Linked DNA regions of Homo sapiens: region 1 is linked to region 2. A link is a contact called in ENCODE Hi-C data. All regions are on one chromosome and are shown on one strand. The core of a region is the stretch at or near the end of the contact, and the rest is flanking DNA. Distances in the headings are between cores, read along the strand shown. Region 1 overlaps RGS10 (regulator of G protein signaling 10). Region 2 overlaps CACUL1 (CDK2 associated cullin domain 1).

The links. A loop is a pair of places that touch in the nucleus more often than their neighbours do. Pooled maps may share reads with other maps.
Region 1: a map of naive thymus-derived CD4-positive, alpha-beta T cell shows a loop between it and region 2 (3-fold over the local background). The contact joins two enhancer-like sites. A Hi-C loop is called at or near these places in 1 of 168 maps with a recorded cell type or tissue (naive thymus-derived CD4-positive, alpha-beta T cell), 1 of 37 single-sample maps with no recorded cell type and 4 of 50 pooled maps.

The regions. Positions count from the first base shown.
Region 1 is chr10:119,499,383-119,504,758 of GRCh38, reverse strand. It overlaps RGS10 (regulator of G protein signaling 10), which reads left to right. Exons shown (of 5, transcript NM_001005339.2): 5 at 4,500-4,942. The coding sequence ends at 4,646. Among named protein-coding and RNA genes, the nearest start is that of RGS10, 41 kb to the left of the region's middle. Within about 2 kb of position 2,383, at least 8 of the 41 ENCODE cell types and tissues checked have a DNase peak (open chromatin) inside an H3K27ac peak, as active enhancers do.
Region 2 is chr10:118,696,700-118,702,187 of GRCh38, reverse strand. CACUL1 (CDK2 associated cullin domain 1) reads left to right here. Exons shown (of 9, transcript NM_153810.5): 5 at 780-882. Among named protein-coding and RNA genes, the nearest start is that of CACUL1, 56 kb to the left of the region's middle. Within about 2 kb of position 3,572, at least 2 of the 41 ENCODE cell types and tissues checked have a DNase peak (open chromatin) inside an H3K27ac peak, as active enhancers do.

The DNA of each region.
Region 1 (5,376 bases), core at 1,134-3,633, 800 kb before region 2:
GGCTGCATCACCGATGTCTCCCTCTGCCTTCACACGCCTTCTTCCCTCAGTGTGTCCCCTCCTCTTCTGATAAGGACACCCAGTCCCTGGATTTAGGGCCTACCCTAAATGCAGTATGATTTTATTTTGAGACCCTTATGCAACCCTCTTTTCAAATGAGGTCCATTCTGAGATTCGAGGTGAATGTAAGTTTGGGGGAACACCATTCACCCCACTACTGACCTTTGGGGACATATTGTTTCTCACTTAGACACATGGATACACTCTTAAAGAATGTATTTGGAGCCGGGCGTGGTGGCTCATGCCTGTAATCCCGGCACTTTGGGAGGCCTAGGAGGGTGGATCACCTGAGGTCAGGAGTTTGAGACCAGCCTGGTCAATGTGGTGAAACCCCGTCTCTACTTAGCTGGGTGTGGTGGCGCACACCTGTAATCACAGCTACTCAGGAGGCAGAAGCAGGAGAATCGCTTGAACCCAGGAGGCGGAGTTTGCAGTGAGCCAAGATCGTGCCACTGCACTCCAGCCTGGGTGACAGAGTGGGACTCCATCTCAAAAAAGCAAACAACAACAACAAAAAAGAACGTATTTGGGATCATTGTTTTTAGATAGGGTGTGTTTTTAAAATTTAGTATCAGTCATTTAACATTCACGGGCAGTTTTCCATGTTACTCTCTTTGCAGCCCTCGTTTTTATTGTCCTGCCATGCGAGTGGCAGATGGCCTCATGGTTGGGAGTGGGGGCTGCAGAGCCTGCCAGGGCTGGCCTTCCGCCCTTCTCTTTTGCTCACTGTTATGGGCTGAACTGTGCTCCCCTCCCTAATCCATATGTTGAAGTCCTAATCCCCAGAATGTGACTTTATTTGGAGATAGGGCTTTAAAGGGGTAATTAACATTAAACAAGGACATTGAGGTGAGCTCTAACCCAATCTGACTAGTGTCCTTGTGAGAAGAGGAGGTAAGGACACACGTGCACCGGGGAGACCCTGTGAAGACGCAGGGAGAAGGTGTGGTCTACGAGCCGAGGACAGCGGCCTCAGGAGAAACCAACCCTGATGGCACCTTGACTTGGACTTCTAGCCTCCAGAACTGTGAGGAACCCCTAAGCCCCTCGTTTCTTCCTCTGTCAAATGGGGGTCTTCAGAGCGCTGGAGGGAGAACTGAATGAAAGAATGCCCACACGCTGCCCAGCGCAGGGCTGGAGGGCACTGCAGCCGCGTTGGTACTAGCCGGGTTCATTTCCCCAGCCTCTGCTGCTGCACAGCGCACGATTTCTCTTCAGCCACTGGTAAACACTTACTGGGCCCCAGTCACAGCTCTTTTCCCTGTGATAGATGAGGCTCTGGCCAGTAGCTGGGCACACGATCTCTGGCCACTTTCTTGGAAGAAAGTTTTAGGTGCATTCTCTTTTTTTTTTTTTTTTGAGACAGGGTCTGGCTCTATCACCCAGGATGGAGTGCAGTGGCGTGATCTTAGCTCACTGCAGCCTCAACCTCCGCGGGCTTAGGTGATCCTCCCACCTCAGCCTCCTTAGTAGCTGGGACTACAGGTGGGTGCCACCAAGCCCTGCTAATTTTTATATTTTTAGTAGAGACAGGATTTTGCTATCCGCCCGCCTCAGCCTCCCAAAGTGCTGGAGTTTCAGGCATGAGCCACCGCACCCGGCCTTAGTTGCATTCTCCATCCTCTAAGTCACCTTTGCTGAGCCCCGTCCCAGGAGCACCCTGTTGCTGTGTGCTCCTGAGCCAGGCCCAGGGGGTCGTTGGCCGGTGGCAGTCAGAAGTCTGCCCGTGCACCCCATGTAAAGCAATCAGGCTTCCCACAGCCCAGGCGCACGAGGGCTTTGGGGGCGACATCCTCTCCTTTCTCCAGCCTGTCTGGGTCCAACAGCCACAGCTGCCTCCCAGTCACTGCAGCAGCACGGGAGATGGGCAAGGGCTCTCAGAGGAGGAAACCTCTGCCTGAGGGACTTCTGCACTCGTGGGGCATTTCACACCTGCCCCAGTAGGGAGTGGCCCTTATGCTCTTAATAAATAGTTCGCAGCCCCCTCCCCTCAGGCTTGCTGGCAGCCTTGGGATCTCGGGATCTCGGGGTCGAGTCCTGCCAGCCCGGTGCAGCCCCTGAGCTTCCTCCCAGCCGAAGCAGCCTCCTTCCCTCCCCCTCCTCCTCTGCCCTGGGTGCCCCCAGCACCGGCCTTTTTTCTTCTCTACTTTGAAGTCTGAGCCTCAGAGCCACTACAGGCAAACAGGATGTTCCTCTCCCACATGCAGACTTCACACGAGACGCTTGGGTCGCACCGCATCCTGCTTAGAGTGGTGGGTCCCATCTGCGTGGACCTGGGGTGGGAGTGGGTACAGGACTGAGGCTGGGTGCCAGGTGGGACCTTCGTGCAACTGGTTTCATTAGTCACATTTGAGCGTTCATTGCAGACTTTGAACTAGGTGAGCCTCTGAAAGTTTCCCCTTGGGGACTCTTGTGCCTGGAAGGGCTGAATAAGGCAGATGGTGACGCTTGCTTAGCACGTCGGTGGGAGGCCATGAAGGAGTAATGGCGTTTCTCATCCCCCACCTCAGCCCTGGCTATGATTTTTGTATTTTCTGGGATTAAAAAAAAGTTTGTTTTTTTTTTCTGTAAACCTCAGCAAATTACAATCACACCTGGAATTACAGGATGGCTACAAGATAGATGACTGCTCTAGTGTGGCACAGGACAGGGGCTTAAGGAGGCAGGGTCTTGCTGAGCAGCTGGAGGACTCGGGCAAGACTAGAAGGGCACCAGGGGATGGGCAGGCGCTAGTTTAACAGTTTAAAGAAAACCTAAAGTCCCAGGTCTTTCTCTGGGTTGTGGACTCTGTTTATAGCACAGTGACTCAGGCAGTTCTGCTGTGGTTGAAGCCATCTTGGGAAGATGAAGGTGTAAAATTTGAGGGTTCCAGTTCCCTCCTGAAGCACCTCCCATCCTCCAAGCAGATGTTCTGAGTCCTTTGAGTCCCTCAGATGTTTGTTTTATTTTTAATTTTTATTTTATTTCTTTTTTTTTGAGACAGAGTCTCACTCTGTTGCCCAGGCTGGAGTGCAGTGGTGTGATCTCAGCTCACTGCAGCCTTTGCCTCCTGGGTTCAAGTGATTCTTTGGCCTCAGCCTCCTGAATAGCTGGGACTACAGGTGTGTGCCACCACGCTCGGCTAATTTTTGTATTTTTAGTAGAGACGGGGTTTCACCATATTGGCCAGGCTGGTCTTGAACTCCTGACCTCAAGTGATCCACCTGCCTCCACCTCCCAAAGTGCTGGGATTACAGGTGTGAGCCACCGCCCCCAGCACCCTCAGATGTTTAATTTACAAAATAGTGTATGTGTGTTGGGAGAGGGCAGCCTTAAAAGATGTCAGGGTTTTACCATCCACTTGACAACCCCGCCTGGCAGTCAGTGACATTCTAGACATCTCTGGAACTTTCCACTTGGTTGTTCCGTGTACCAGGGTGAACCATGTGGATTTTTAGTTGCAGAGTGTACTGCGAGTTAAGTGGAAAGGTCTGAGAGAGAGAGAAATGAGGGGTGGGAAAGAGATCATAGCCCTTGACAGCTGGAAAAGGCTTTGTGCTTCTCTTTCTCTGCCCCTTTCCTGGGGCAAGGGAGGAGGGCAGATGGCACAGGATTGGGTAGCAGTGGGGGAGAATGAATGCTGGTCACAAGGACTGTGGCCCAGAAAAGAGGTTCAGTGGCGGCCAGAGGAAGCTACTGTGCCTGGGGACAGCCCTCTGAGCACCTGCCATGCCGGCGGGGGCAGCCGTCTAATCTGGGGCACTTCAGCTCTGTCGGGTGTCCTCTTCGCTCACCTGACATACCTTAGAGTTGTTTCATTCTAGGGATGTGCTCCCCAGCCTGTCTGATGGCACAGATGTTGGCATTCTGCAGCTGGCTGCTCTATTCTTTATTTGGGACCTGTTCCCTTGCTAAGATTATAGTTTTGCTGCCCTGCCCTGCAGTGAGCACGCCTCATTTTGACTCCTGGTACAATAATAGGTTTGTTTGAGATCTCGGATGCCAGACTTACTGGGAGTCTTAACAATGCTGGCATCATATGATATGTCAGTGATCTTTTTAACACCACTGTCTCTACAGAAATGGTTTCTATTCGGCTGTCTCAAGCTCTTGGAGAAATACATCCTTGTCTTATCTAGGCAAATAAAGTGGAGAGTCTTGAAGGACTTCTTGGTACAAGGGTCTGAATCAGTGCTGTGTGAATCTATATTTCCGTGGAAAATAAAGGCATATTTGTTCATGTGACTGTCTATATATTCCATTGAGATTATTGCATAATGACCAAAAATCTCCAGGAAATCTGCCTTGTCTAGCAGATGACTTATTTGAGCTTTCTTAGTGTGTTCTTTGCACATGTTAGTATTCTTTGGCACATGGTAGGTATTAATACATATCTGATGGGATGATTTATGGCCTGGATTAGCCTCAGCCTTCAGACTCTTTTTTCTTTTCCTCCTTAGATCTTTAATCTCATGAAGTACGACAGCTACAGCCGCTTCTTAAAGTCTGACTTGTTTTTAAAACACAAGCGAACCGAGGAAGAGGAAGAAGATTTGCCTGATGCTCAAACTGCAGCTAAAAGAGCTTCCAGAATTTATAACACATGAGCCCCCAAAAAGCCGGGACTGGCAGCTTTAAGAAGCAAAGGAATTTCCTCTCAGGACCGTGCCGGGTTTATCATTGCTTTGTTATTTGTAAGGACTGAAATGTACAAAACCCTTCAATGGGATGTGTGTTTTATTAACTGCTTCACCAGTAAATTTTGCATGATGGCTAAGCTAACATAAAAAAAGAATAATAATAACTTGGAAGTTTTAGTTTACAAAACAGAGATTCCTTCAACACTGGACACGTCGAGCATTTTGTAGCTTAATTAAACCTCATGTAAGGCCACAAGGTGAAACGTATCACACTACCTTTTACCTTGTAAGTGTTTGCTCTGCCTCTCTGGTGAGTGGACGCATGTCCACAGGTCACTTGGTAAATTAACTCAAACATGAGTTGATCCGGCAAACCCAGGCTACTGGGGGTATGGCCTGCCAGTCGCCTTTTGGGTTAAATATTTCTCGAGAGCAAGTTCAGTGCTGGAAAAAGAAAATGAATCACTGACAGCCTCTAAAGACTTGGGAAGCTTGTGTGTGAGTGTCATCAAAGGGTTATTATTTCTTGTGCGTGGGTTGGTCCTGGTTTTGACCACAACCCATGACATTTCATGCAACACAGATAAATAGTTCATCTTGACAGAAACAAGATCTCAACCAGGAAGGAAAAAAAACACAAGTGGGAAATTGTTCAGGGTCCCCATGGCAACTCAAGGTGTTGTTGAATGGGATTGTA
Region 2 (5,488 bases), core at 2,323-4,822:
AAAGGGGTTGTTCTGTGGTGGGCAGGGGTCACAAGGTGCTCGGCCCAGGAGCTCCGCAGGGAGCTTCTGAGACTCATTGTCCAGGAGAAGGCATTTCACAAGATAATGTCCTCAGTTAAGGCAGAAACCGGCCATTTTCACTTCTTTTGTGATTTTTCAGTTGCGTTAGGCCATCTGGATGTATACATGCAGGCTTGGGCTCAGAGGCCTGACATTCCCCTCATGGTTATAAGATGACTGCAGGAGATTTTTCCCTCACACCACAATTTCTCTAAGTCTGCTTGGGCTGCCTTGAGTGTCTACTTCTGAACCAAAGGTGGTCCCCAGGGAATGCCAGAAGCTGAATGACTTAATCAGTGAAATTGAGTGTGTGCTGGGGAGTCAACGAGTGCATGTCCACAGCCTGCTTTCAACCCAGATCATTGATAAATGGGGTACTTTTCATTAGTGTTTCTCATGTTGTCTTTTGGTGATGTATTTTTAAAGGGTATTCCACACAGTGTGATTCTACAATGTTTGTACATCCCTGTCTAGTTAATGTTGGTATCTCCCAGTGTTCTTTTGAAGATGTATAGTTCAAAACATTTTTTTATGCTTTCCACCCCGTGCCAGAAAGACAAGTAACTAATAGTTGCATGGCTTTTGTTGTTGGATGTTGAGTTTTTCTGCTTTAATTGATGCCTTTATGCATTGTTTTCTAAAATATTTAGTGCTCCAGTTCATTAGACTAATCATTTCCCCAATTAATACACAAAAAAAGATTTTATTTTATTTTTCAGAATAAGTTTTACATCGAAACCAAGCTTAACAGAGACTTAAAAGATGACCTTATAAAGCTGTTTACGGAACATGTTGCAGAAAAGCACATTTACAGCCTAATGCGTAAGTAATTCAGCTTATACGGGTGAGATAACACTAGCAATGATCTTTCCTTTTTCTTTTTTTTTTGGTCTGAGAGCATTGTCACGTAAACCCCAATGTTAACATCTTCTGAACCAGATAGCAGGAAGTGTTGAAGCCCACCTGAGACACTGCAGAATTAAAAATGGGACTTGAAGGTCACCCGGTGAGCTGTGAGCACCTTGACCAGGTCATTGGACAGTGCCCTTGTGTCTGCCCTGAGAACTTGTTGCCCCCTCCCCGCCGCCCCTTTTTCCTGACAGTAGGGAAAGTATTATTAGGAAGTTCACTTCTAACTTTACTACTAGTAACTCTAGAAGGAATACAGTGTTATTTTTTTGAAATGGTAGTACAGAATCCTCTGATTTTTACTCTAGTGCAGAAACTCTTCTCTAGTCTGGTTCTGTCATTTATTCTCTATTTTAGGCAAACGTCTTTGCCTCTTGTGGCCCTGAGTTTTCTCTCCTGTGAATTAGGATTTGTAAAATATTTCATGTGCCTGTGTAGATTATTAAGAACATTAAGCTCAGTTCGTTTCTCCTCTTCCCATTCTTTTTTTTTTTTTTTTTTTGAGACGGAGTCTCGCTCTGTCGCCTAGACTGGAGTGCAGTGGTGTGATCTCGGCTCACTGCAAGCTCTGCCTCTCGGGTTCACGCCATTCTCCTGCCTCAGCCTCCCGAGTAGCTGGGATTACAGGTGCCCGCAACCATGCCTGGTTAATTTTTTCTATTTTTAGTAGAGATGGGGTTTCACCATGTTGGCCAGGATGGTCTCAATCTTTTGACCTCGTGATCCACCCATCTCGGCCTCCCAAAGTGCTGGGATTACAGGCGTGAGCCACTGCACCTGGCCTCTCCTCTTCCCATTCTTGAGTCCTCTTCCCCCTCGCAGTAGGTAGCATCTCATTCTACCTTTCCTGAAAGAATATACTTCTCCAGGTGGAGTTAGGAAGTCCCTGTAACCTAATGTCTCAGTGTCCTCAGCGTCCTTTTAAAGCTCCTATCTTATGTGACACATCAAGTCATTTTTTCGAATGTGGCACATATTTGGGTTGGCAGTATGTATTTTTGCTTTCCTTTGAGCCGTAATTAGCGTTCACCACAATGAACTTTTACCAGAATCTACAAAAGAATTGTTCTAAGCTTGACCATAAACTTTTTTTTTTTCATTTTTGATGCTGAATTAAGTGAAGGAATTATCAAGCATGGGGCAAGTTTAGAAAGGCAGGGTTTTTTTTTCAAAGAATAGTGTAGTTGAAGATAATATACATTTCATTATTATGTTCCCATTTTTTTTTGTAAGGCTGGGAGATGTTTATCAACATCTTTAAACATTGTCTTGGCCGGGCGCAGTGGCTCACGCCTGTAATCCCAGCGCTTTGGGAGGCTGAGGCCGGCGGATCACGAGGTCAGGAGATTGAGATCATCCTGGCTAACACGGTGAAACCCCGTCTCTACTGAAAATACAAAAAAAAATTAGCCGGGCATGGTGGCGGGCGCCTGTAGTCCCAGCTACTTGGGAGGCTGAGGCAGGGGGAATGGCGTGAACCCGGGATGCGGAGCTTGCAGTGAGCCGAGATCGCGTCACTGCACTCCAGCCTGGGCGACAGAGCAAGACTCCTGTCTCAAAAAAAAAAAATTGTCTCATGAGGTATTCCAGGTATTATAACCACTTAAGTATTTCCTGATACTGACATTGTCTTTTTGCTTTCATGACAAGATAGAGCATTTTGAAATCTTGGTAAAATTCTGTAGAGAAATGCTACCATTTGGTAGAAAAAGCCGGTCTAGTTTGTAAATATATTTTTATATTTGCCAGTAATTTGGAAACTAATTTTATTGGACGTATGCAAAGAGAATATTCAAGAGAGAATATAGTAGTCCAGAGCTGGTGAGAGAAAACATAATCATAATCATGTTGTCCGGTTTTCAATAAAAATTACACTTAAAGGTGGATATACCTTTTTATTTCCAAGTAAACAGAAAAGGTCCTTAAGCTTTGGTAAATTGGAAAAAACTGAGTTTATCAGATACTTATTGAGCAGTTGTTAGGCATTGTACTTAGAGAAGTGATAACTGGCCTCATTGGTTTGGGCTTCAGAACAACAAGGGACAATGTTTAACTGTATTATGTGGGTGATCATCAAAAGGTTTTTAAACACACATGCACTGCTTGTATGTGGTAGGACCTATATTTTACAAGTATTTAATTCTCCTAACCCTATAAGATAGGTATAGTCATTACCTCCATTTTATAGATGGAGAAACGGAGACAAAGAGAGGTTAAAGTTTAAACCAGAATAGCACAGCTATTAATGTCGTTTCTACTTACACATTTTTATATTACTTACCCCTTTACTGCAGCAAAAAAATAACTACATTCAATTTCTGTAACTTTCTACAATCTGATCAGTAATTTCCTTCCCGTGGCTTCAGATAGATCTGGAAAACTAGTGTTCCATTTATTATCGGTGTATAACAAATCATCCAAAAATACAGTGGCTTAAAACAACAGTCTTTTATTTTGCTCTGCAGTTTGGGAGGGCTTGGGGTGGGGTAGCTTATCTCTGTTCTGCTCAGCATTGTCTGATGTGGCTCAGCTGGGGGCTGGCACTTTCAGTGTGACTCATTCACGTGGCTGGTAGGTTGGTGCTAGCTTTTGGTTCCTCTGTGTTTCCTTCATGAGTGAGTATCTCAAGATACAGGAAATGGAAATTGCTGGTATCTTAGGTCCTCGGCTCAGAAACTGGCACAGTGCCACTTTTGCTGTATTCTGCTGGGCGAGGGTCACAGAGCCCAAATTCCAGGAGAGGAATGTATCCCACCTCTTGATAAAAGGCATGTCGGCTGGGCGCGATGGCTCACACCTGTAATCCCAGCACTTTGGGAGGCCGAGGCAGGCGGATCACTTGAGGTCAGGAGATCGAGACCAGCCTGGTCAACATGGTGAAACCCTGTCTCTACTAAAAATACAAAAATTAGCCGGGTGTGGTGGCACGTGCCTGTAATCCCAGCTACTTGGGAGGCTGAGGCAGGAGAATCACTTGAACCCAGGAGTCAGAGGTTGCAGTGAGCCAAGATCGCCACTGCACTCCAGCCTGGCTACAGAGTGAGACTCCGTCTCAAAAAAAAAAAAAAAAGCAAAAGAGGTTTGTCAGAAGAATTTGGGAGCCACGTCTTAAAAACAACACAAAAATGTAAAATGAATACTGTCTGTTAATAAAGAATCAGTTCTTGATTGCCCCATATTATTCATTATTAGTATGTTTCATGAATGAAGACAATGACTTCTTACTGGGAATAAAACTAGTTTTCTATCGGCTCCATGGTATAATCATTTTTATGCATATTTGCTTATAAAATAAAGTGGCTTCTATTTTTGGCTGAAAGTAAACTACTAGGCTCTATTGTTAAAGTATTTACGTCGTATGTTGGTGATTCTGAGCAAATGTAACAAATGTGTAGCATGGGGTTAATTAATGATAGAAAATTTCCTGGGAAAATATAGTGTGTTGACTTTTGCAGCAGCAGATTTATAGTTCAGTTTGCACAGTGTTCTAAATAGTTACGTTTTAGTTAATTTTCTTAGGCAGTTCTGCCTTTTAGATCAAACCATTGTAGTTTGAAATTTTTTGAAGCCAAGAGTATTTTCAGTTTTATGAATTGCTTTTCACATTAATAAAGGAGAGAGTCTCCTGAGCAAGTGTGTAGCACTGAGGAATACTTGAAAGAGCAGAGGAGCTTGGTTCTGGTCCCAATTCAGGTATCAAAAGGTGTGTGACTTTCAGCAAGACACTTAACCTGTCTAGATTTTAGGATTAGAAGTTATCTATTCTAGTGTTTAAACTATACGGCTTATTGATATCTGTGGGATGATTGTTGCGTATAAGCAAGCATTTCAGTGTTGGTATGGTGAAGTAGAGTACAGAATTTAGAGTGAAACACAAGTTCTCAAACTTCTTCTGCCTCTAGCTAGCTCTGTGACTTCAGATGAATTATTCAGTGATGAGTTTTTATTTTGGCCTCAGTTTCCTCACTTGTTAAAAATAAAAAGGTAGATGATAAAGCTTGTGAGAATTAAATATATGTAAAGTACGTAGCACTTACTAAATGCTCAGTACTCTTTTCTCTCTCAAGTTACCACCCCCAAACTCCCATTTCTTTTTCCTTAAAAGGGGAGATTAACTAGAAAATCTTTTAAGTTTTAAACACTGTTTTCCTAAAATCATTTTAAATTTATTTCAAATTAATTTCTGTACATTTTATGTATATATCTTTGTATTATATTTATCATTTCTTTATCAAATTTGACATAGGGGATTTCAGTTATGGTAGGAGTTGTTTGCAAATGTATATACTTGACCACATAATGAATATGTGGTTGAATACGAAGAGTTAGTGGGAGCAAGGCTAATTGGAGGCCAAAATGGTGAAAAGGTTAGGAAGATGGATTAATAGAGAGAACTTTGAAAACCTAACACTTAGAATTTAAATTTTTAAACACTGCATTTTAAAGCAACATGATTTTCTGAAATGCTTAGCATTTGTCTATGCCAAGCTTGTTCAACCCATGGCCTGCGGGCCGCATG